7 separate regions of the Mus musculus genome follow, and all the other regions are linked to region 1. Evidence: chromatin contacts called from ENCODE Hi-C data. All regions are on one chromosome and are shown on one strand. The core of a region is the stretch at or near the end of the contact, and the rest is flanking DNA. Distances in the headings are between cores, read along the strand shown.

The links. Hi-C counts contacts between places; a loop is a spot of excess contacts on that map.
Region 2: a loop to region 1 is called in a map of T-helper 2 cell, with 18 times the contacts of the local background. The contact joins the enhancer-like site here to the promoter of Ddx23 in region 1. A Hi-C loop is called at or near these places in 2 of 37 maps with a recorded cell type or tissue (T-helper 2 cell and regulatory T cell).
Region 3: a map of T-helper 1 cell shows a loop between it and region 1 (17-fold over the local background). The contact joins the enhancer-like site here to the promoter of Ddx23 in region 1. A Hi-C loop is called at or near these places in 2 of 37 maps with a recorded cell type or tissue (T-helper 1 cell and T-helper 2 cell).
Region 4: a map of T-helper 2 cell shows a loop between it and region 1 (17-fold over the local background). The contact joins the enhancer-like site here to the promoter of Ddx23 in region 1. A Hi-C loop is called at or near these places in 2 of 37 maps with a recorded cell type or tissue (T-helper 17 cell and T-helper 2 cell).
Region 5: a map of T-helper 17 cell shows a loop between it and region 1 (17-fold over the local background). The contact joins the enhancer-like site here to the promoter of Ddx23 in region 1. A Hi-C loop is called at or near these places in 2 of 37 maps with a recorded cell type or tissue (T-helper 1 cell and T-helper 17 cell).
Region 6: a map of T-helper 17 cell shows a loop between it and region 1 (12-fold over the local background). The contact joins the enhancer-like site here to the promoter of Ddx23 in region 1. A Hi-C loop is called at or near these places in 2 of 37 maps with a recorded cell type or tissue (T-helper 17 cell and T-helper 2 cell).
Region 7: a map of T-helper 1 cell shows a loop between it and region 1 (16-fold over the local background). The contact joins the promoter of Ugt3a1 here to the promoter of Ddx23 in region 1. A Hi-C loop is called at or near these places in 2 of 37 maps with a recorded cell type or tissue (T-helper 1 cell and T-helper 2 cell).

Annotation. Positions count from the first base shown.
Region 1 is chr15:98,661,369-98,664,394 of GRCm38, reverse strand. It overlaps Ddx23 (DEAD box helicase 23), which reads left to right and starts at 1,506. Exons shown (of 17, transcript NM_001080981.1): 1 at 1,506-1,572.
Region 2 is chr15:7,932,809-7,935,876 of GRCm38, reverse strand. All of the region lies in intron 10 of Wdr70 (WD repeat domain 70), which reads left to right. Among named protein-coding and RNA genes, the nearest start is that of Gdnf, 120 kb to the right of the region's middle. Within about 2 kb of position 1,581, at least 2 of the 3 ENCODE cell types and tissues checked have a DNase peak (open chromatin) inside an H3K27ac peak, as active enhancers do.
Region 3 is chr15:7,171,562-7,174,370 of GRCm38, reverse strand. Lifr (LIF receptor alpha) reads right to left here. Exons shown (of 20, transcript NM_001358593.1): 8 at 1,386-1,515; 9 at 811-980. Among named protein-coding and RNA genes, the nearest start is that of Lifr, 43 kb to the right of the region's middle. Within about 2 kb of position 1,296, at least 2 of the 3 ENCODE cell types and tissues checked have a DNase peak (open chromatin) inside an H3K27ac peak, as active enhancers do.
Region 4 is chr15:6,948,571-6,951,450 of GRCm38, reverse strand. No RefSeq gene overlaps it. Among named protein-coding and RNA genes, the nearest start is that of Gm30559, 43 kb to the left of the region's middle. Within about 2 kb of position 1,534, at least 1 of the 3 ENCODE cell types and tissues checked has a DNase peak (open chromatin) inside an H3K27ac peak, as active enhancers do.
Region 5 is chr15:7,478,991-7,481,753 of GRCm38, reverse strand. No RefSeq gene overlaps it. Among named protein-coding and RNA genes, the nearest start is that of Gm41262, 12 kb to the right of the region's middle. Within about 2 kb of position 1,372, at least 1 of the 3 ENCODE cell types and tissues checked has a DNase peak (open chromatin) inside an H3K27ac peak, as active enhancers do.
Region 6 is chr15:7,215,631-7,218,644 of GRCm38, reverse strand. The region is part of intron 19 of Egflam (EGF-like, fibronectin type III and laminin G domains); the gene reads left to right. Among named protein-coding and RNA genes, the nearest start is that of Lifr, 88 kb to the right of the region's middle. Within about 2 kb of position 1,529, at least 1 of the 3 ENCODE cell types and tissues checked has a DNase peak (open chromatin) inside an H3K27ac peak, as active enhancers do.
Region 7 is chr15:9,278,370-9,281,346 of GRCm38, reverse strand. Ugt3a1 (UDP glycosyltransferases 3 family, polypeptide A1) reads right to left here and starts at 1,518. Exons shown (of 7, transcript NM_207216.2): 1 at 1,300-1,518. The coding sequence starts at 1,393.

The DNA of each region.
Region 1 (3,026 bases), core at 257-2,756:
CCAGTAGATTCAGACTGACCAAGTCCTCCCTGCACTAGAATTTGCAATATCAGAGGCTACAAGAGCTCTCCAAAAGTCTCCTTATAGGACATTGAGCCACTGTCAGCGTAGCTGAGTTTTTTAGTTAGGGTGTATTCTGAGACCCTGTTTGAGAACTGAAAAAATACCCAGAGTGAAAAACCAGACCTGGGGCTAGAGAGATAGATGACTCCGTGGATAAGAGCACTGGTTTTTCTTCCAGAGGACCCAGGTTCATATTCCCGGCATCCATAGGGCAGTTCACAACTGTCTATAACTTCAGCTCCAGGGGATCTGACACCCTCACACAGACATGCATGTAGGTAAAACACCAATGCAGATAAAAATAGAATAAATTTAAAGTAGAAAGACCAACAACTATGTGGGATTAAAGCAAACCCGAGGATGGAAAATGTAAAAGGAGGCAGTGGGTACCCTGGTTAATCTCAACCATCCTACCTCGCACAATGTTGTATTCTGTTTCAGCGGGTGCTGACGGTACTGTTTGAACCCAAGAGAAAGGAAGTGGGTCTACGACTAGAAGAAAAATTCGGTGGACTGATGTATGGAGAACCTGAAGGAAGACATCAACAATAACAAGTAGCCCAAGTGGGCAGTTCCTGAAGACCAGGGAAACGAGGAAGCAAGGTCCCATGAGGAATGTTGAATAAATAGTAAGATACTTGAGGGGGAAGTCCTTCCAGGGAAACCTCTGAAATGTTAGTTTATTATTTATTGGGAGTAGGGGGACAGTGGGTACCCTGGGGTTGTTCAGGCATTCATCCTGCCGGGGCCCCAAGGTTACTCCTGTGACTGGAGTAGTTCTACTGTGAAAACTGTACTACCTTCATTGTGAAGTACTAAGCTACTCCAGTGAACTAATCTTTAGTTCATTATCTTCCATTCATCCACGGAGGCAATAATCTCTCTCACAATTTTTATAAAAAACACTTTTCAAAAAAAAAGGGGGGGGGCTGGCGAGATGGCTCAGTGGGTAAGAGCACCCGACTGCTCTTCCAAAGGTCCAGAGTTCAAATCCCAGCAACCACATGGTGGCTCACAACCATCCGTAATGAGATCTGACTCCCTGGTGTGTCTGAAGACAGCTACAGTGTACTTACATATAATGAATAAATAAATCTTTAAAAAAAAAAAAAAAAGCAAATTATTTGTTACCGTATAAACTTTCTCGCTGAAAGCTGCCAGCTTTGACTGAAATCAACTGCAATACCTACTAGAAGATTCCAGAAAGACTGCTGCGGAAGAACCTTGTAAGTAGAAAGACAACACTTGGAAAATTCTTTCTCCTACAAACACCGAACCTTTGGCAAACCACATTACCCAGAAGACCTTACGGCCTGGCCGGCCCTCGCGCCGTGCATTCTGGGATTGGTAGTTTTCAGGGCCTATTCGTCAGCTCGCGTGGTGCAGGCCCAGGAACTCCCTTTCCCGGCTTGCCGCGCGGCCTGGGTGCTCCTCCGTGATCTGGAAACGCGAAAGATGGCGACTGTTCGGCGACGTTGAGGCCGCGTTAGGCGGTTCAGGCGCGGGGTGGTGAGTCTTGGCGGTGGAGGCGGCTCCCACGAGTTTGGAGAGTGGGTGAGGAGCGGGAAGATAGCCGTAGCCTCAGCCCGGAAGGGGAAGAACGCCTCAGGGAAGGGGCACGAGCCAGGGCAGCTCCGGCGGGCAAGAGTGAAAGGGGCGCGGGCCCCGGGAGCAGTGTTGGCTGCCCAGGGCACAGGCCACTTCCAGGACTGTATTATGAGCCTAGACTTTGGCCCGTGGACATCGCCCTTGTTATACGTCAGTCTGACTTAATTCTTGTTTCCTTACTTCGGCCAGACAGGAACTCTAATGTGCTCCCAGAACCCACCCCATGCCTTCCGGCTCGGGGTTGCCAACTAGTGCTTCGGCCGGAGATTAGTTCTAACCCTAACCCACAGTTGCACATCTTCAAATTCTACTCGTACTTTAAAACGAGCCACTTCCTCTGTGGGCCCTTCCATATCCTCTTTACGAATGGAAAGGACCGGCAACTTTGGATTCTTCGCCTGAACGTTCTTATCTTGGCGTGTCTTGTGCCATCTGCTGCTTCCTGTGGACAGAATTTCATTTTGTAGTTTCCACGGGGCCTACAGCTGAATGTTGCATATATAGTAGCGCTTGATGAACAATTAAATGAAAACAATTGGCCTTTGCCCTACAGAGAACTGGGAAGCACGGCCAGGGTCTTTTGGAGCCCGGGTCTTTTGGAGCTTAAGCTGGCCTTGAATTCAGTATGCAGCCTAGTCCATTTTGTCTTTGGACGCTCAGTACTGCCTTCACCTTCCTAGTGCTATGATTACACTTGTAGACTATTAAGCATTTTCTGTAATTAAAAAAAAAAAACAAAAACCAAGTCTACATATTTCCTTGTAAGTCACCAGAGTAATTCTTTTCAAATGTAATTTTTGGTCGTATTATACTCTGCTTAAAGTTCTCCAAATGTTCTCGTTGAGATGACGTTGAGAGTCACATGCCTTTGCACGGGCCCCTAACAGTGTATTTTGCTTCTATTGACAGTTCTCATTCTGTCCCAGACAAACGCCATTCAAGCTTAGTGTCTTCTTTATTTTCTTTCTTTCTTTTTCTTATTTAAAATCTACTTATTTAGTGGATTGAGTACATTATAGCTCTCTTCAGACACACCAGAAGAGAGCATCATATCCCATCACAGATGATTGTGAGCCACCATGTGGTTGCTGGGATTTGAACTCAGGACCTCTGGAACAGCAGTCAGTGCTCTTAACCGCTGAGCCATCTCCCCAGCCCCCTGTCTTTATTTTGTTTTCCTTTTCCTTTTTTTCCCTACAGCTGTAGTGAAAGTCACCAGTAACTTCCACTTCCCCCCCAAATCTCTAGTTCCTACTCTTGGTTTTAAGTTGAAATCCAAGCACCTTTGCCCTGGTTTCTAACAATTTCATGATTTGACTTCTCCTCATTCTTGTGTTTTTTGGGGTGGTGGTGGT
Region 2 (3,068 bases), core at 332-2,831, about 91 Mb after region 1:
GGGCTGTGTCACACATCAGAATCTTTGATATTTTTGATCTTCAAGTGTAGCAGTATTTTCTGTACTCGTATAGTTTAATGTTTCAAAGACCATGACTAAGCATCCTTATCAGGCTTAGCCTGGCTTTTCTTTCCTGCCTTCACAAGTCAGCTCCGTTATACTGCAGTGGTGAAGTGTCCGTCAAATGTTGATCTTACTATAGCTTGTGCAGACTGCTGTTATTTAATGTACAGTTTATTCTAAACTTATTATTTGATATGCAGTTTATTGTCAGTATTTTTTAAAGCTCCTTGTTAGTAAGGAGCCATCTTGCCCATCTTGCTACCTGTCATACCTGGCATGCCTTACGAATCTAAGGACTACACAAGTGTTTGTGCAATGGGCGACTTCCACCAAATGTTGTTTGGTACTCCACTTAGTGGCCTTAGTATTATAGCTTAAAATCCAAATAATACGTTTTGGATTATATGTCTCTAACAGTGACAACCTGAAAGCTGGTTGCTTGGTTCTGGTTTTCAGCAGGGAAGATGTTGTAGCTAGTAACTTAGTGAGCTAGTCCCTCTGAATATTTAGGTCTTTCCTTCATTTTGTGGTAGTGTCCAGGATCAGCCCATCCATGCATTTCTTTTCTGTTCAAGTTGTAATAAATTAGAGAAAGTCTTCTGTGAATTTACAAACTTTCCCACCAGCTTTTAACCACTGCTCTCCCTTTAATCTCTAGTTTGCAGAGACCTCTAAACTGCAGATCCCTCTCTTTATTTCTGTGCTCATAGCCTGTACGTTTTCCTTCCCATTCATCTATGGTTTCAGCCATCTTGATGGTCTCCTGTCTTTACTGAGTTCAGATTTATTTTTTGTTCTTGGTTAGACTTCTTTAGAGCTTATTTTCAGCTAGCATCCATTTTGCACCTGTAACTGATAACACTCTTCTCCGTGTCTAGAACACAGTCCCTGAGGATAAACATCATTGGACACTGGTGTTGTTTATGTTAAAGGAGCCAATCTTCCCCAGGCATCTGCTGCACAGGCTCAAAAAAAGTTGTTCCAGCTATTGGCTGCCGGGGGAACAGAGGGTTGTCACAAAACAAACAGCCCCCAACATCCTCAAGAGGCATTGACTTCATACCGCTGGAAAGTCAGAATCAGGGAAGGGCTGTACAGTGCTGATTGGCTGCTGGCTTGATTCCCTGTCTCCCCATTTCGGGAGTAGACTTTTTTTTTTTTTTCTGTAGGAACCAGACCAGAGTTTAGAAGGGCACACTTAAGCTTTACTTAGTGATGGTAAGCATGCAGATTTGAAATTTCTCTGGTCCCTGGCAGGTTGTTTGGTAGCGTAGTTGGATTGCGTTCTCTTTGGAAGCGTGGTCTTTTGACTGACTTTGATAAGGTTGACTCCCAGGAAACCCCAGCATCCTCCTTTCCCTGGCGCCACTGGGCCGGCCACCCGCCTTCTCTCTTCCTTCTCCCGCCCCCACTTCTCCACCACCTCACTATCCCTCACTTGAACTGACTGCCAGAGTTCACAGACAGCTGGGCAGAGAGTGGCTAAGTCGCCCAGCTGCCCGGGAAGCTTGGCGGCCAGGCTGAGGGAAGGAAGCGTCGGCTCTCTTTGAAGGTCGGCTGCCAGTGAATCTCAGGCAGCTGGACTTCAAAGGGGGCACCGACGGGCTTTCCCTCCTGTCTAGGCAGGTCATTCCATGGCACTGTGCTTCCGGCGTTGGCATGGCGGTTTCCAAGTTCCCCTTCAATTAAAGAGCTGAATCGGGAGTCACCCTTGTGTTCACATTTGTATCTGTGACACTCTAAGTTCCCACCCCAAACTGAAGAGCTACAGGAGAAACAATAATATTCCACACAGTGGGATTTTCTTATTGTCAGCCCCTGTTTTCTGTTCTTTGCCAAATTTTAAGTTACTTTAGAGACTTTCCATATGATCTTGAATAAATTCTGGTCACTGCTTGCTTATGTACCAAATTTACATAGACCTGTGAGGGGTACTTTAATTGGTTTCTAGAAAGGGGTGCAGTGCTCACTGGGCCACACTTTGTTCTTATTGCATCTCTCTACCTCTCACCTACCAATTCTCCTGGGTGTTCTGAGAGAGAAAGAGCCTAGGAAGAGACCAGTAGGATGCTGCTGAGAACAGTCCAGATCCACATTAGTGTCAGGAGGAGCCGACCCAGGACAGCTAGTCCTACCTTATTATGCATCCCATTCTCTCCTTGGCAGCTGGCAATGAGAGCACCTGCAGCACTGATGAGGAAATGCAATGGGTGAACAGGCTTAATAGACACAGCGTGTAGCTCACAGTAATGCTAGCTGCTGATAGCTTCTATAGCTATGTCTGTGTGTGTTGTTCTTGTTTGTTTTATTGCCCCTGTTTAGACAAGAGACGGGTAGTATCTGCCTTAGACCAATGAGTGTGTAATAGTGTAAAGTGATGTATTACATAGTTGGAGGAACAGTTACTCCGTGTTACCAGTCTCAAGCTACACTGCTGGTCCTGGGGCTGTAAGGTGACTGGATTCACTGAGCGCTATTATTATTGTGCTGTCCCATGCATACTCAAAGAAGGAACATGACAGTTTTTCAAAAAGTAGATATTTGAGTGAGTAGCCTTTCTCCTGGAGCCAGAGGCAAGTATTTGACTTTTTGCTCTGACAGTTTCTTGTCATGTATATATGGGTAAGTTTTCTTGTTGGCCAAATGAGATAATTATGTGTAGTTCAGAGAGGAGGAAATTAGCGAATATAGTGTAGCTGTCCCAAGTAGCAACATATTAGATAAATGTAGCTACTGTTATTATCATCATCCTTTGTGTTATTATTGTCACCACCAGTATAACAAGTTAAGAGTATTTCTAAATTACAAGGGATACCTTCCTTTGGGCTAACAGTGATCTCGTAAGCATAGGACTTTCCTTAAACATTATATATGTTTTCTAATCCACAAATCAGCTAGTTTGGGGCCGAATCTAGTTTGCCATCTCCTTGTGTGGATGCTGTTTTGTGGGCTTTTGTTTATTGACACACATTTGTATCCATTTGTCCACGTACTGTGTCTGTCTG
Region 3 (2,809 bases), core at 47-2,546, about 91 Mb after region 1:
TGAGTTGCCTTACATATTGGCAAAAAGAAAACAAAAAAACCTCAGAGCTCACTGGCACACAAAGAGATGAACAATTAATAGTGTACAATTTAGATGTCCCTCAAGGATATTATCCTAAGAAATGCCAGCCTTGAATGCTTATACTGTGTGGTTTCACTATACTATAGCCCTGGGGGTGCAGGGCAGGTGGCTGGTGCAATCTGACAGAGAGAGACAGAGACAGTGATGGGATTCATCTTAACTGTGACCGCCATCACAGTTAAGTTATACTCCGCTCCACCAGCACCATGGAGCTCCCCCACCCCGTCATCACTTCTGTGTGTTTAGACACACATCCTAGTGAGTGCACGCCACATGCAGCCGGCAATCCCTCTGGTGAACAATATGCACCAGGGTCACCGCTCTGGTTTGGGGGTCGTTGCTGAGGAAAGACAGTCGGATTCATGCACTTGTGACTCACTATTTTTGCAATGACTTCTGAGTCAAAAAAGTATTTTAAAATAAATGTTTTCAAGAACTTGGCAAAAAAAAAAAAAAAAAGTTCAGAATTCAAGAATGAGTAAACAAAGCCATATATAGTTTTGATCTAAATGAGTCAAATTTTTATCTCAACTGAAAAAAAGGTCAGATTTAAAATTATTTACTTTAATTCTTACAATAAAAATTATAAATGAATATATTAATTAATTAATATAAAATTGAGAAAACCTCTAAAGAAAATAAACAGTAAACACTAATCCGTGCAGTCACCTTTTAGGAGTTATTTTTATTGTGGTTATTTATAGACACTGCCTGGTAACAGTGGCTCACCTCTCTCAGTCACATTGATGACCACTGCTGACTGTGCCTGCCCCAGTGGATTGCGACCAGTCAGGGTGAAGTTATGGATTTCTTGGCCGGGATGCATTTGCACGCCTAACCGGTAGGTCTCGTTTGTAAGTCCTTCAATCCTGTGAAATACTGCCGATTTTCCTGAAATGCTGTCAGTTAAAAAGAAAAACAATTTCAAGACTGTAAGATGTAAGTAGTTGGGGGAACAAGAGCAGATTTCTACTGGCCTTTATAAAAAGTCTGTTTTTTAAATTAAAGACTGATCACAGGTTCATAAAACCATGTGTGATATAGAAAACAGCCAAGCATAAACAAACCACATCAGAGGCACTTCCTTTTAGGCATCTGAGAGAGAAGGCCTGAAAGTGCAGCTGCATGCAGGTCAACTGCAGCTATTACAGTATATAAGGTACCAATACAGCAATGTGCCAGGACACTGCCCTGTGCCACAGTACATCCGTGACAATGGTGGCAATGTGCCAAGACACTCCTGTGTCACTCAACAGGTCCTTCCAGACTTTTTGCCACCAGCACTCTTTCCTGGTTGACATTACCTTTCAAACAGGGTGTATTCTGTATTTCGTGGGCCCACCAGTCCAGTTATCCTTCCTGGATTCCAGCTACATATAATCTCTTTTAAGTCATGTGTCTCACAGCTCAGCTTCTGAGGAACATCGGGAGGATCTAACAGGAAGAAGAAAGACAAAGGGGTTACACATGTCTTCCTCCAATCTACAGTTTTACGGTTTTGTTAAGTGGGATTTTTGCATAATTCCCTAAAAACAATTGGCTGTTTACACATTTCCATTTTGGATAGGGCAGAAATCATCACTGCTTCAGCAAGATGTGTTGTTATAATTTGTATTGCATTCAAAACAGTTTATTAAGGGACTCTGAGGAGTTACTCTCAACCCAGCTCCTATGCAAACTCCCAACAGCAAATGGAGAAATGAACTAAATTGCTTTTCCTTAACCTTGACTTCAAAGTCTTCTAAGTCAAGCCCTGGGAATGTACAGTGTGAAACGGCTACCATATCCCATCTATTCACACACTGTGGCTGAGAAGGATGTATCAGGATGCTAAAAGCCACAGCCGCTGCTCACAGGAACCATTCGCCCTGGCTTTACTTTGGGGCAGAGAACAAAGAAAAAGGTCACTTCTGGGGAGGAAGGTGCAAAAACTTTCAAGTGGTATCTAAAACCATTATAGTCTGGCGCTTGATTAAACAAGATACGTTTGCATAGCCAATCAGCTACAGATACAGATCCATCCTAAAGTGGTATTTATGCAAGTATTTTTCATTTTTCTATTAAAGTTAAAAACAAGAATCTGCCTGGTAAAATATTCTGTAGAAATAATACTCTTTTTGAAGGAGCTGAATTTTTCAACTAGTAGGTAGATGTCAACCAAAACACAAATTTTTCTATATTCTCCCAAGAGATCCCCGTAACGGTTTCCTTAGTTTAACATTCTTTGTTTATTAATATTGGTTGTGTGCACGGCACGTGGGGCATGTGTGTCATGGAGCACGTGCGGCGGCCAGAGGACAATTAAGTGGGGGCTCGCTCTCTCTCCTGCTGCCTCTCTCCTTCTGTCTTTATGGGAGTGAGTTCCAAGGACCACACTCAGGCCATGGGACTGCGCAGCAAGTGTCTTACTCACTGACGTCTCCCAGGCTCCTCTGCTAGCATTTTAGCTGACACCGAGGATGGCGAGGGAATGTTTGGCAGTCTTGCTATTGGACAATTAATTAAACATTGATACGCTTATTTTGAAAGTTATTTTAAAACTCAAGACAAAATTATCTACCACTCTTATGACATGCTGGAACTTAGAATAATTTACAGTGATGATAACTTTAGGGTATAGAATATACACATTCGTCTATTCAAAGTCCAAATAATAAGAATGAATTAAAAAGAAACAGGAGTGTGACAAGAGAAAAGGAAACGAGAGGAGAATGTTCAAAATGTACCG
Region 4 (2,880 bases), core at 285-2,784, about 92 Mb after region 1:
TAAACCAGAAGAATCCATTCTCCTTCCGTAACTTCATCTGGAGCGGCTGTGTTAGACGAGTCAGTTATGTTAAACCAATTATTGCCTTTCCAGAGCACTCAATAGACACAGTCTGGGAAGCCCAGGGGTCAGATGAAGCCTCCTCATGACCGTGTGTGCCCCAGGAGTTCTCAAGTTTCCTCCTCTGTGTCTGCCATGGTATAAGACGGTCTCTGGGCGAGCCATATGCTCATTGATTGATTCTTGGAAGATTTTGTTGCACACATAGTTTAAGCCAGATTCTGTATCGGTCTCCGAGGATAAGGAGAGGAAAGGATCGCTCGCTGCCCACCCTGAGTTTCCTTATAGAATGTATCTGAATCATAGCTAATTGTTTCAAAACTCGCTCATGCTCTACCTGGCTCCTTGCTGTTGTCTCCAAACAGCACAAGGGAAGAGACCGTGCTGTGACTCATCTTTCAGTGTTACTGAGGCAATTCATGCCACAGGGCACTTACTCACAGCTGATGTTCATCAGAGGAAGGCGGTTGATATTAAAAAAAAAAAAAAAAAGCATTTATCTACTACTTACATCTATTATCTCCTTTAGCCTCACAACAGTCAGATGAAGTGGGTCCCGTTTCCCTTGTTTTATAGAAAGGGGAGTTGAGAAATACCAAAGGCCACAGAACACAGCTGAGCTTCATTCCCAGTGGTCTGGAGCCAGGACCGTAATCTCAGCAGCTGTGGTGGTATGTGCCTATAATCCCGGTTCTCAGGAAGCTGTGGCAGGATAGTCATGAGGTTGAGGCTAGTTTGGTTTGTGTGGTAAATTCCAGGATATCCTGGGCTACATAGTTCAAGTCCAGCCTGAGTTGCATCGTAGAGCCTGTCTCAGCTGCACACATGTACATGCAGTACATACGTGCTCATCACGTACTCCGATAAGCGAGAGGGACAGACAGGGAACTCCAGCTGATAAATTTGTCCGGACAGAAATTCCCTGAGCTGATGGTGAAAGACAGAGTAACTGAATTGGAATTTATAAATCCAGAGATAAAGACTGCAACAGGCAGCTATGCTTTGCTTTCTGGGTCCTCTGCTTAGCTAACACTTTAGTGGCCGCATGTGGGTTACAGGGAGACTTACTTTTCACACTGATGAACATGGACATTGCACCCTTCTTTATGATTCGCACTTGATACTGCTCACCGAATACTTCTGTTACCCCAGCACATCATAGGGTACCTCTTCTGAAAGGCAGGTGGTTTTCTTCTTTTAAAGATTTATTTATGTATATGAGTGCTCTATTGGCATGTACACCTGTCTGACAGAAGAGGACATCAGATTCTATTATAGATGGCTGTGAGCCACTGTGTGGTTGCTGGGAATTGAACTCAGGACCTCTGGAAGAGTAGCTAGTGCTCTGAACTGTTGAGCCATCTCTCCAATCCCCGACCTGGCTCTGTGCTAGGCAAATGCCAGATTCCAGTTCCAGAAGGACATACTGAGATCAGGTGTAGAGTCTCCTCTTCTGAAGCAATAGGAGTCCTAGATTGTTTCATGAATCTGCACCTTGGAATGAAGACAGCTTGGAGCCAGTTCCTAGAAGCCCCTGCCAAGCATTTGGCACACATGAGAAATGAGCTTTTCTCTAAGGCCATCCAGATTGGGAAGGTTTGCTTACCAGACCATACATAATCCACAATACTTAATAGTATTATTTTTTCTGCTTACAATTAAATGTATTTCCAATGTGTTTCAACAAATTTAATAACAGTCCAGAATGACAGGCCACACTGATCTGGGATCCTACATACTGTTCATACTATTTTCCCAGTGTCAGATGCATACCACCCAATGTTTCCTAGGAACAATGCTTTGAAATGTTCACATCATGTCATGCTGTGTAAGAGGAGACAGCAGGTCACTGTGAAAGTCATACCTGTCACGTATCTAAAGTATATAAAATTAAGTTAATTTAATTGGCAAGATCTGGCTGTGAAGCACGCGGTTAGATTGCCACAGAGCCAATCTGATTTGGCTGCTATTGTCTCGGTTGTTTTGATGAGGGAATTCAATTGCACAGTGACCCAGCTGATTGCCTTGGCCATTGTCCTACCAACTGGTGGCCACATAGCCACAGTTTGACCTCAGGACAGGATGTGAAAGTAATTGGCTTGGATACCAAATTCAAGACTCTTTTCCCGTAAGTGGTTATGTGTCAAGTATTGTCATATAATGAAAAATAGTTGTCAGATTGTAAATATTTAAAATTTACAATCTTCCTTGTATACATGCTACAGCAAGCAACTATGAACTTTGGGTCAAGTATAAATTTTAAACTCTGAGCAGACCTCAAGAGCTGCAGCCCAACATTCTTTATGGCCAAAAGTCAATCACTCTCCACCATTCGTGACAACCAATTCTGATTCCATTATTCAAAACGAAAGTGGAGGAATGAACTGTGCATGCTTGAGGCTAGTGGCTTATTGTTGTATACATACAAACAGCAGCGTGGTTTGTTTTATATTCGTGAAAGCTGTAGCATCTGCAGACAGTGAGTGGAAGAACGAGTGAACACGCAGCTAATGACTGAGAAGCACCAGTCTTCCTTTGTTTCAGTGAATGTTGCCAAAAGTGAAGGAAACACTCTTCTGAACATATAATGCGATGCCGCTTCGTGATAAAGCGTTGTGCCCTGGAGTTATTAGAGTCTGAATTTGATTTTTGATGTTGCTGTCACTGCAGATTTCATTTTTGCCAAAGATGTTCATCATTTGTCCCACTCCACGTCCTCTTTCACAAGGTGAACTTACTACTCCTCCATCAAGATACAGTCGATTTTACCACAGTGTCGAATCGAGGTGAGCTTTGTGTTTCATTTGGGCAATACAATTC
Region 5 (2,763 bases), core at 123-2,622, about 91 Mb after region 1:
GGAGTTCAGAATCTAGCTCAGGCTGGAAGAAATAGTCCCCAGGACACATTTTACTGTAAACCACCATCTCCGTAAAACACCCTGGTGTGGACAAGATGGAGAAAAGAAGGAATAGAGGAATATCATAGCAGAAGGCATAGTAGAGACTGATAATCTATTCTTTGCCCTCAAAGAAGTGTGATACTCTGCACTTGACTACTTACCTCCAGGCCTTAGATTCCCCCAAGCATCTCAAATCTAGAACATTCTGGACTTCTCTGACAAACATCAAAAGAAGTGTGGGAATCAGGAAAGTATTTCTTCTGTGTTAGGGTTCATAGAACAACACTGTTGCTGAGCAGTCTGTCTGTGCAGCCTCTGGGCAGGCCTCCTAATGTGAGTGAGTGCTTTCCTAACTTCCTGGGAAGATCCCAATGCAGACTAGTCAAATTATGCCCAACTCCTCTGATACTGTTTTCTTTGGAGAGGGCATAACTTTACACAAACCCAACAAACTTTCTCAGCCTTGGGTTTTGAGCAGAGACCAAGGTGTGGGGGGGGGGGGGAGTGGCAAAGGCGGGGAGATGCTGCCCCCACTGGTGGGAGCCAGCCTTGTGCCTGCTCCTCCACCACCCACCAGGCTGAGGCCCAACTGCCCTCTGGGACAAGCCAACCTTGGTAGTCACCCAACTTGAGAATCTCTTGAGCTCTTCCTGTCGCCATGCCCCACCCCTTCCCATTCCACACCCTCCTCTTCTTTCTCCTCCCTGGCAGCCTCCCTGTTTTCAGATGTTTACCCAGAAGGGAACAGCCACCCAGGAGGCTGGGGGGAGGGAGGGTACCCTGAAGGAGACATTCCTCTAGAGCTTTCGAGGGCACGTGGAATGTGTGCCCACCCTTCCCTCCCCTGTGTGAGCTCACACCACTGCATGTGCATGTGTGCGTGAGTGTTTCTGCTGGTTGACTGTGGTCTGTGTCTCTGGCTTGCGAAGTCATTAATCCCAGATTAACCCACGTCCAGTGCCATTTTTGGGAACAGGGATATCATCTGTGCTCTCAAGGCTCCATCTCAGTGGTCTCAATTTGATCAGCACATCCGGATTTTGTAACATCATTTTATAACTGTTCCCCAGACCCCGGTCCCATCCTTCAGAGCTCTGAGGACATGTAACTGGAAGCCACTCCAGTTACTCTCCCCCTCTGCCGTGACCCATGTCACCTGCCATCCTGGCATCATCACCCAGGCATGCACTGTCACACTCCCAACCGGAATGTCAGCTTGCTGTTTGAGATTCACACCGACACTTGGTCCTCACAGGGCTCCTCTGGGAGCCAGGGCCGCCTGTGCTTGGGAACACATGAAAGCACAGGCGTCCCCTCACAGCTTGGCAGCACTTCAAGCGCCAGCCCAATGAAGAGATCTTGACAGCATACTTGTAAACTCCACAGGCCCCAAGGGCTCAAACACCACGATATTTATGCTAGCGGGTAGAGAGCCAAAGCAGTTGGGTTGTTATGTAGATAGAGGTCGGGACCGGCGCTCTGACACCTGTTAATTGGCATTTGAAAGAACTGAGCCCAGGAAGGTGGGGGGCCTTTGGAGCTGCTGCCAACCTGTACCTGAACAGCAGGGAGTCCAGCAAGGTTCTGGCCCTCCCTGCTGGCCAGAGATTTCCAGAGGAGAGAAGTAAGTCTTAAGTGTTGCTAGAAAGGATCCTCAAAGAAGGAAGAACATGGGACATAGGGAGAGAAAAAAAGAGCAAGAGATCAGGAGGTAAAGTAAAAAATAGAGAGAGGTGGGTATTTTTAGATTTGCTAGCACAGCTATGTGTTTGCAGCACCCTGGCCAGTTTCTGCCAGCCCGGCAAGGCTGCTACAGGTTGGAATAACTGCTCTGTCCACTTCCCTCCTGAGACGATGAGCCTCACCTGTCTTTAAAAGCCAGCTTCAGAGCTCACCTCCTCTATAAAGAATCTCCACTCTGGCTGCTAAACCCATTGGGCTGGCTCCAGCGCCCTCCTCCACAAATGCTAACTTCTTGGGATTCTATTAGAGATGTTCTGTGAACCAGGTCCTCAGGGGTCCAAGAAAGGTCGAGTTGGTTTTCTCCCTCTTCCTGCTTCTTTCCCCATCTCAACTCCTGCTTAGCAAAACTTCCCATCTGTCTTTGCAGAGCCCCAGATAGCCCCAAGCTGGTTACTAGTGCTCTAATCAGCTCTCTCTTTGCATCTGCCTCAAGCCCCAGATCTCCACCCTCCCCCCCATGCATTTGATCTTAGGTAACACTATGCTCTAATGACTTAAGAAAAATAGTTTCTGTGTTTCAAGTTTAGCATTCTACATTCAGAAGGTCCATCATTGTGTATGTACTGACTTGTGTTCTACAAGCTGCTTGCATAGTCTTTGAATCTGGGGGAATGTTATAAATGAATACATCCCTTCCTATATTCATTCATCAAATATCCCTTGAGCATTAAAGGCAAGCACCGTTTTCTGGAGAATCGGAAGCATACAAAACATATGGATCACAGGGAGGGACTCAGTCAGCAAACATCTTGTCTTGGAAGCATAAGGACCTGACTCCCATCCCAGAACCAATCAAAAATGTTGGCGGTGCTGGCCGAGACTTGTAATACTAGCGCTGGAGAGGCAGAGTTAGGAGGAACCCGCTGGCTGGCCAACCTAGCATAACTGGGAACCACCAAGGAGAGACACTATGTCAAAGTATGTAGGTGGTGCTCTTAAGGATGATACCTGAGGTTGTCTTCCAGCCTCTGTACCCAC
Region 6 (3,014 bases), core at 280-2,779, about 91 Mb after region 1:
GTGCATTAGTGTTTGCCTGCATCTTGGTCCTATGTCTATGAGAAGGTACCAGGTCCTCTAGAACTAGAGTTACAAACAGTTGTGAGCTGTGTGTGGATGCTGGGAATTGAACCTGGGTCCTGTGGAAGAGCAGCCAGTGCTCTTAAATGCTGAGTCATCTTCCCCAGGACCTTACTTTCTTTTTGAAAGACTAATTTCCTTATATTATTTTAATTTGTGTATGTTCCTGTCTGTGTGAATGAATACTATTTTTGTTTTCTTTCTGAAACAAGGTCTCACTGTGTGGTCTTGGCTGACGCTGGAACCTTTCTGTATAATCCAGGTTGTTAAATTCACTGAGCTCTGCCTGTCTCTGCCTCCCTAGCACTGGGGTGAAAAGCATGTCCACCCTGCAGTTTTTACATCTTTTAAATGAGTTCATGTAGCTCTCCATGTTGTGAACTGGATGGCTATGCAACAGTTAAAGAATTACCTGGTCAGGCAGTGGTGATGCACACCTTTAATCCCAGTACTTGCGAGGCAGAGTCAGGTGGATCTCTGTGAGTTCAAGGCCAGCCTGGTCTACTGAGCTAGTTCCAGGGCAGTCAAGGCTGCACAAAAGAAGTGCTGTCTTGAAAAAAAAAATCAAGAAACAAAACAAGCAACGGTGGACACTTTCTCCCCTTCCCCCCGACTCTTCTCCTTACCAAACAGAGCAAGAGCTCAATTTCTTAAAAGGTAGGGGCTGTCTTGTTAAGTATGAAAAGCCAGGGCATCAAGACTATAAAAGGTGCTTGCCACCAAGCAAGAGTGCCCTTGCAGAACTTGTTAAAAAAACGTCAATTCCCAGGCTGCAGCCTCACCTGGCTGCATTTCCCCACAAGATTCAGTTGTCTGCTGAGAGCCTCAGTGTGGCTCTGGGTCGTTAGCCCCACGTGGAGGTATTATTATTAGGGATTTGTTAAGCTTTGACTCCTAAGGGAGCACCAAAATGAGGATCCCTGAGTGGTCAGCAAATAATAATAATAATAATAATAATAATAATAATAATAATAATAATGAAATCATCAGAATTAATTAATTCTGGGGCTGCTATCGGTCATGTGCTGAGGGTAGTGGGGTTTCAGCCAGCTAGGCAAGGCTAGCATGAAGCTATCAAATTTGAAGAGAAGACGTTTTGAGGGGAAATGTGACTCCCCTAACATCCCACCCGCTCTGTGATTCAGCCTTGTGATGGGGGACATTGTCGTGGTGGTACGTGGCTTATGAGCAGACACTGACAGGTGAGGAGCAGCGATTCTCCAAACTAAGCCTTCTCCCCTGACCTGTGATGTGACCCCAGCACTGCTCCCTACTCTTTGTGGCCCCAAGGTTAGATGAGGAGGTGCTCTTCCCACCCCTGTCAGCTCGCTGCTTCAAAGTCATTTCTTTGTGGTTTTCCTGTGGTTAACCTCACTCAGGCCTCAAGTACTTGAGTGTGCCCAGAAAAGGGAACTGAAACAGGAGCTGAGAAGAGGGCGGGGCATCCCAACTCCCCCTCAACTGCCAGCTGAAGTCAGTGCATGGGGACCTGAACACACAGGCCACCAGGCTCCTACCAGCTCCTCTCTCACCCCAGGCCCTGGAGGAGCCCCTGCCAGCCTCCTACCACCCGTCTAACCCCCTAGTCTATCCTCGACTCACACCCTAGGTTACTGTTTCTTTCTCGAGTAGCTGAAGTTGCCTCTGTGCTTCCTTGTGTTCTGTATAAGATACACTTCTGGGGCCCAGGTAGGGGTAGAGCTGGCACCCATATCTAGATCCACCTATTGCTGCTCACTGGGCACTTCCGTCTGGGTAGTTACACATCCATCCACTCCACAGGGATGCACCGGAAAGGCTACAATGGGCTGGGAGCAAGCAGGTCTATGATGTAAGCAGGTAATCTAAAAAGCCAAGCACACAGTGAGTCACCGTCACTAGGGAGTTTGTCCCCTACGTAGATTCCTGGGCTTGCCCACCCCAGGCTCTGATGGAGTTAGTGTGGGATTTTATTGGCAGCAAGCACCCAAGTGTTCTAGAAAGCCCACCCTGAGAAACTGGATCTGAAGTGGCTTCAGGGTTCCACATACTTGATTCCCATGGCTGTGTGAGCTCACATAAACTGCCAACTTCTCTCAGCCCCTGGCTCCTTGTCTGTGAGAGAAAAGGCTGGTTCGGAGGCTTTGGTGGGAAGGTATGGCTACACACGCCCGTCATCCCAGCTCTTCTGAGGTGGAAGCAAGGTTAGGAGTTCAAGGCCACTTTCAGATTCACACACTTGATCTTAACCAAAAAGCCGAGAAGCGATCCATTTTCAGATTCATAATGAGATCTATAGGCAATGTGTACTACTACAAGAGGCCTCGTCTCAAAATAAAACAACAAAAAAATAAAAGGATAAATAAATCAGAGCAAAATATTCTGGCCTTGAGGAACTTGCATCAGAGAGGTTTAGAGTGTACACTATTCTCCAGGGTGCACACACTCACTCTTAAGATCGCAATGTTTCTAGTACAAACAGGAGGGAGACTCTGAGATAATGCGGTATACTCAAGTTTCTAGACTTTCTAGCCATGGTGGTTTGAATAGGTTTGGCCCTCATAGCCTCATGTGTTTGAGTGCTTGGCACACAGGGAGTGGCACTATTAGGAGGTGTGGCCTTGTTGGAGTGAGTGTGTCCTTGCTGGAGTGGGTATGGCGTAGTTAGAGGAAGTACATACCTGTGGAGGGAGAGCTTTGAGGATGTGTGTGTGTGTGATTGTGTGTGTCTGTGTCTGTGTCTGTGTCTGTGTCTGTGTGTATACCTGTGTGTGTGTCCCGCCTTGGTGGCTAGTCTGTCAGCCATTGGTACACACCACACTAGGTGACTTAGGACTCAGTAGTGAGAGTCAGGGAACATTGATAGAGCAGCAAGTCAAACATGGAGGACCTTATTGGCTTGGTAGCTAGGCATCCTTCCTGTGCAGTGATTGGCTTGGTAGCTAGGCATCCTTCCTGTGCAGTGATTGGCTTGG
Region 7 (2,977 bases), core at 269-2,768, about 89 Mb after region 1:
CTCAGGAAAATCTTTGACCCCAGTCCTTATAATGACTACTTCTGCGGCACTTAAAATAAAACTTCTGTTTTCCATAAAGTAATCTGAAGTAAATCTAACTGAGGTAGCTAGAAATAGTGAAGAGGGGCAAGTGGAGGCTAACTTACCATTCATTGTTAAACCCAAAATGTCAATAGCTTTGCCATAAAACGACAGATAATTTGGCTTTTGGGTAATTTCTATTATAAGTGAGTTCTGATCACAGGTTAGAAGTTAAGTGTTTACGATCCTTTGCAGAAGTTTGAAGGTTAATTCTGCTAGAATTCTTTCCTAGCACAATGGGATAAAACTTTCTTCACCTCTGCCACGCTATTATATCTGTGTCCTTTCTTGCCCTAATTCTTGGGTTACATCCTATTCAACTATAAATCCAAACAAATTGACTATTTGAAAAGAAAATTGTTTTCACAAAGCCTATATACAGGCTTCTTGTGACCTATTACCTGTTGGCACTAATATGTATTTCTCCTACCTGACCCAGTCTTTTTGTTGTTGTTGTTTTTGGTGTTTGTTTGTTTGTTTGTTTGTTTTGTTTTCGTTTTTTTGAGACAGGGTTTCTCTGTATAGCCCTGGCTGTCCTGGAACTCACTTTGTAGACCAGGCTAGCCTTGAACTCAGAAATCTGCCTGCCTCTGCCTCCTGAGTGCTGAGATTAGAGGCATTCGCCACCACACCCAGATCTGGCTCAGTCTTTTATCAGTGATCCATGTACATGAAGTTGCTGTTATCATGAGCCCCAAACCAAACCATGGAACCAGGACATTTGTGATGTTAAGAGTAACATATCAGGTCCTGGAAATAAGATGATGTCCTGGTGACATGCAAACTTTGAGGCCTGGGTACTTATATAGAAGAACATCTTTCAAAACCAAAAATGTTTATGAATGTTAGCTTCCCCAGAAAAATCAAGAAATGTTCACTGCTCCCTTTGTGGGATAAATAGGCTGAACACTGCATGATCTGCCTCCCACCCACTCACAACTAAAACCCCAGTAGAGAAGCCTTTCTTACAAACCCCCCTCTGCATTCCTCCTGCTGTTTCCACATCACATTATATCACCATCTACTGCTGTTCTCTCCCTTGGGTAGAGTCCTCTCTGAGCACAACTTTGCACACACAGTCCATAGCCCCTCCCACAGGTGTGGTCTACACCTAGATAGAAAAATCTCATGTAAGGTCAATTATGTGTGATTTTTGTGAAACATGTTAACCCAGGTATCACAGTTTAAGAAGACTCTATATTCCCAGCAAGAACTTACTCAGTGTAGATATAGTCAGGATTTTTGCAGCCTCCAAGAGAAGAACCTCAAGGAGAAAGAAGCTCACAAGAAGCCAACTCCGATGTGCAGCCATCTATAGAACATGTGAAGCCCTGGCACAGGTTGCACACCTAGAAAGCTGTGCTCCACTAAGGGATCCTGTAAGGCTCTGTCACAAAGCACTGTCTGTTGCCGTGAAATGGGGTAAAGGGAGAAAATAGTTTATATTCTTTTTCCAAATGCCCTTTTGCCCTTGGCCTTGTCTCTGCTAATCTCTTTCCAGTGGATACTGTTTCACCCTCCTTAACTAGTGTTGAAAGAAAAAACAGGTGAAGAGTTAATTTTTAACTTGTCCTAAAATCACAATATTTTCCTTGTTAGCCTCAAAAAACTCTAAAGTGGGAATGTAGGGACCTTGGCAAACCCTGTCAATGACCGCATCCTAAAGTGGCATATACCATGGACATTTTACAAGCCTAGTCACAAGCTTACAAGATGCTACTTCCTCCATCACTCCTCTATCTGTATCCTAATGCCATGTCTGGAGCTCATTACCCTGGGTACAAGTTTTTAAATCTCCAGTGGTGCCAATCATGAACTAATCTTCAAGGAAAACACTCAAGATTATTGCTTGACATGTCTTACTATTCACAGATGCATGAAAATGTGCTAGTGGCCTATGTACCCAAAAGGCAGAAGAAAAAATTGTTAAACCTCCAATTCTGAATGAACTTCATGAAACAGAACAGAACTATTCCACAATCCTTCCAAGAACAAGTTCAGGACAGAGTCCAGATCCGTTTACTTGTAGATCAGCACGGGAGGAAGGAGCACACTGCCCCGAGCAGTCATCTTCACACTCCAGTGTAAAACCAAACTGCTTTAGCCAAGTTTCCCAGTGCAGTTTCCAGCTCCAAAGCAGGAAAAGAATCTGCCTCTGTATTTACCAAGCATGCAGAATACAGCCTTGAATTCTGCTCTACTCTGTAGCAGTGTGTCTTGTGTCTCTAAGACTTTGTCTATGCCTGAGTTTAAGCATGATACTCTGGTATAATTCACAGTCATAAAACTGAAGAGACAAAAAGAAGAAGAAATAGTGTGAGAAAGAGGACTGCAGTGTTCTTCCCCCAAAAACTCAGTCAAACTTTTGTTCTCATATTTCTCAAATGTATTAGGGTAATGGTTAACTTATTGTCAGCTACAGTAGACTAAGGGATACTCAGACAGCTGGTAAGGAAGGCATCACTTTTGGCCAGGTGTGAGGCTCCTTCCAGATGGAAGTAGTTTTGGTATCAGTGAAGAGAGTAAGGAAATTCCACCCTCACCCAAAGTGTCTGAGCACCATCATGTCCACTGAGGTTCTGGAAGCAAAAGTTCTCTCTCTCTCTCTCTCTCTCTCTCTCTCTCTCTCTCTCTCTCTCTCTCTCTCTCTCCCTCTCCCTTCCCCTCCCCCTCCCTCTTTCCCTCTCCCTCCCCCTCCCTCTTTCCCTCTCCCTCCCCCTCCCTCTTTCCCTCTCCCTCTCCCTCCCCCTCCCCCTCCCCCTCCCTCTCCCTCTTTCCCTCTCCCTTTTCTGGAGATCAGACACCTATCTTCTCCTAGTTTCAAACATCAGATCTCAGGACTGATGAAATTGTTCATTGCATGAAGAATTTGTGGACTTTAGTACAGATGCCTAGA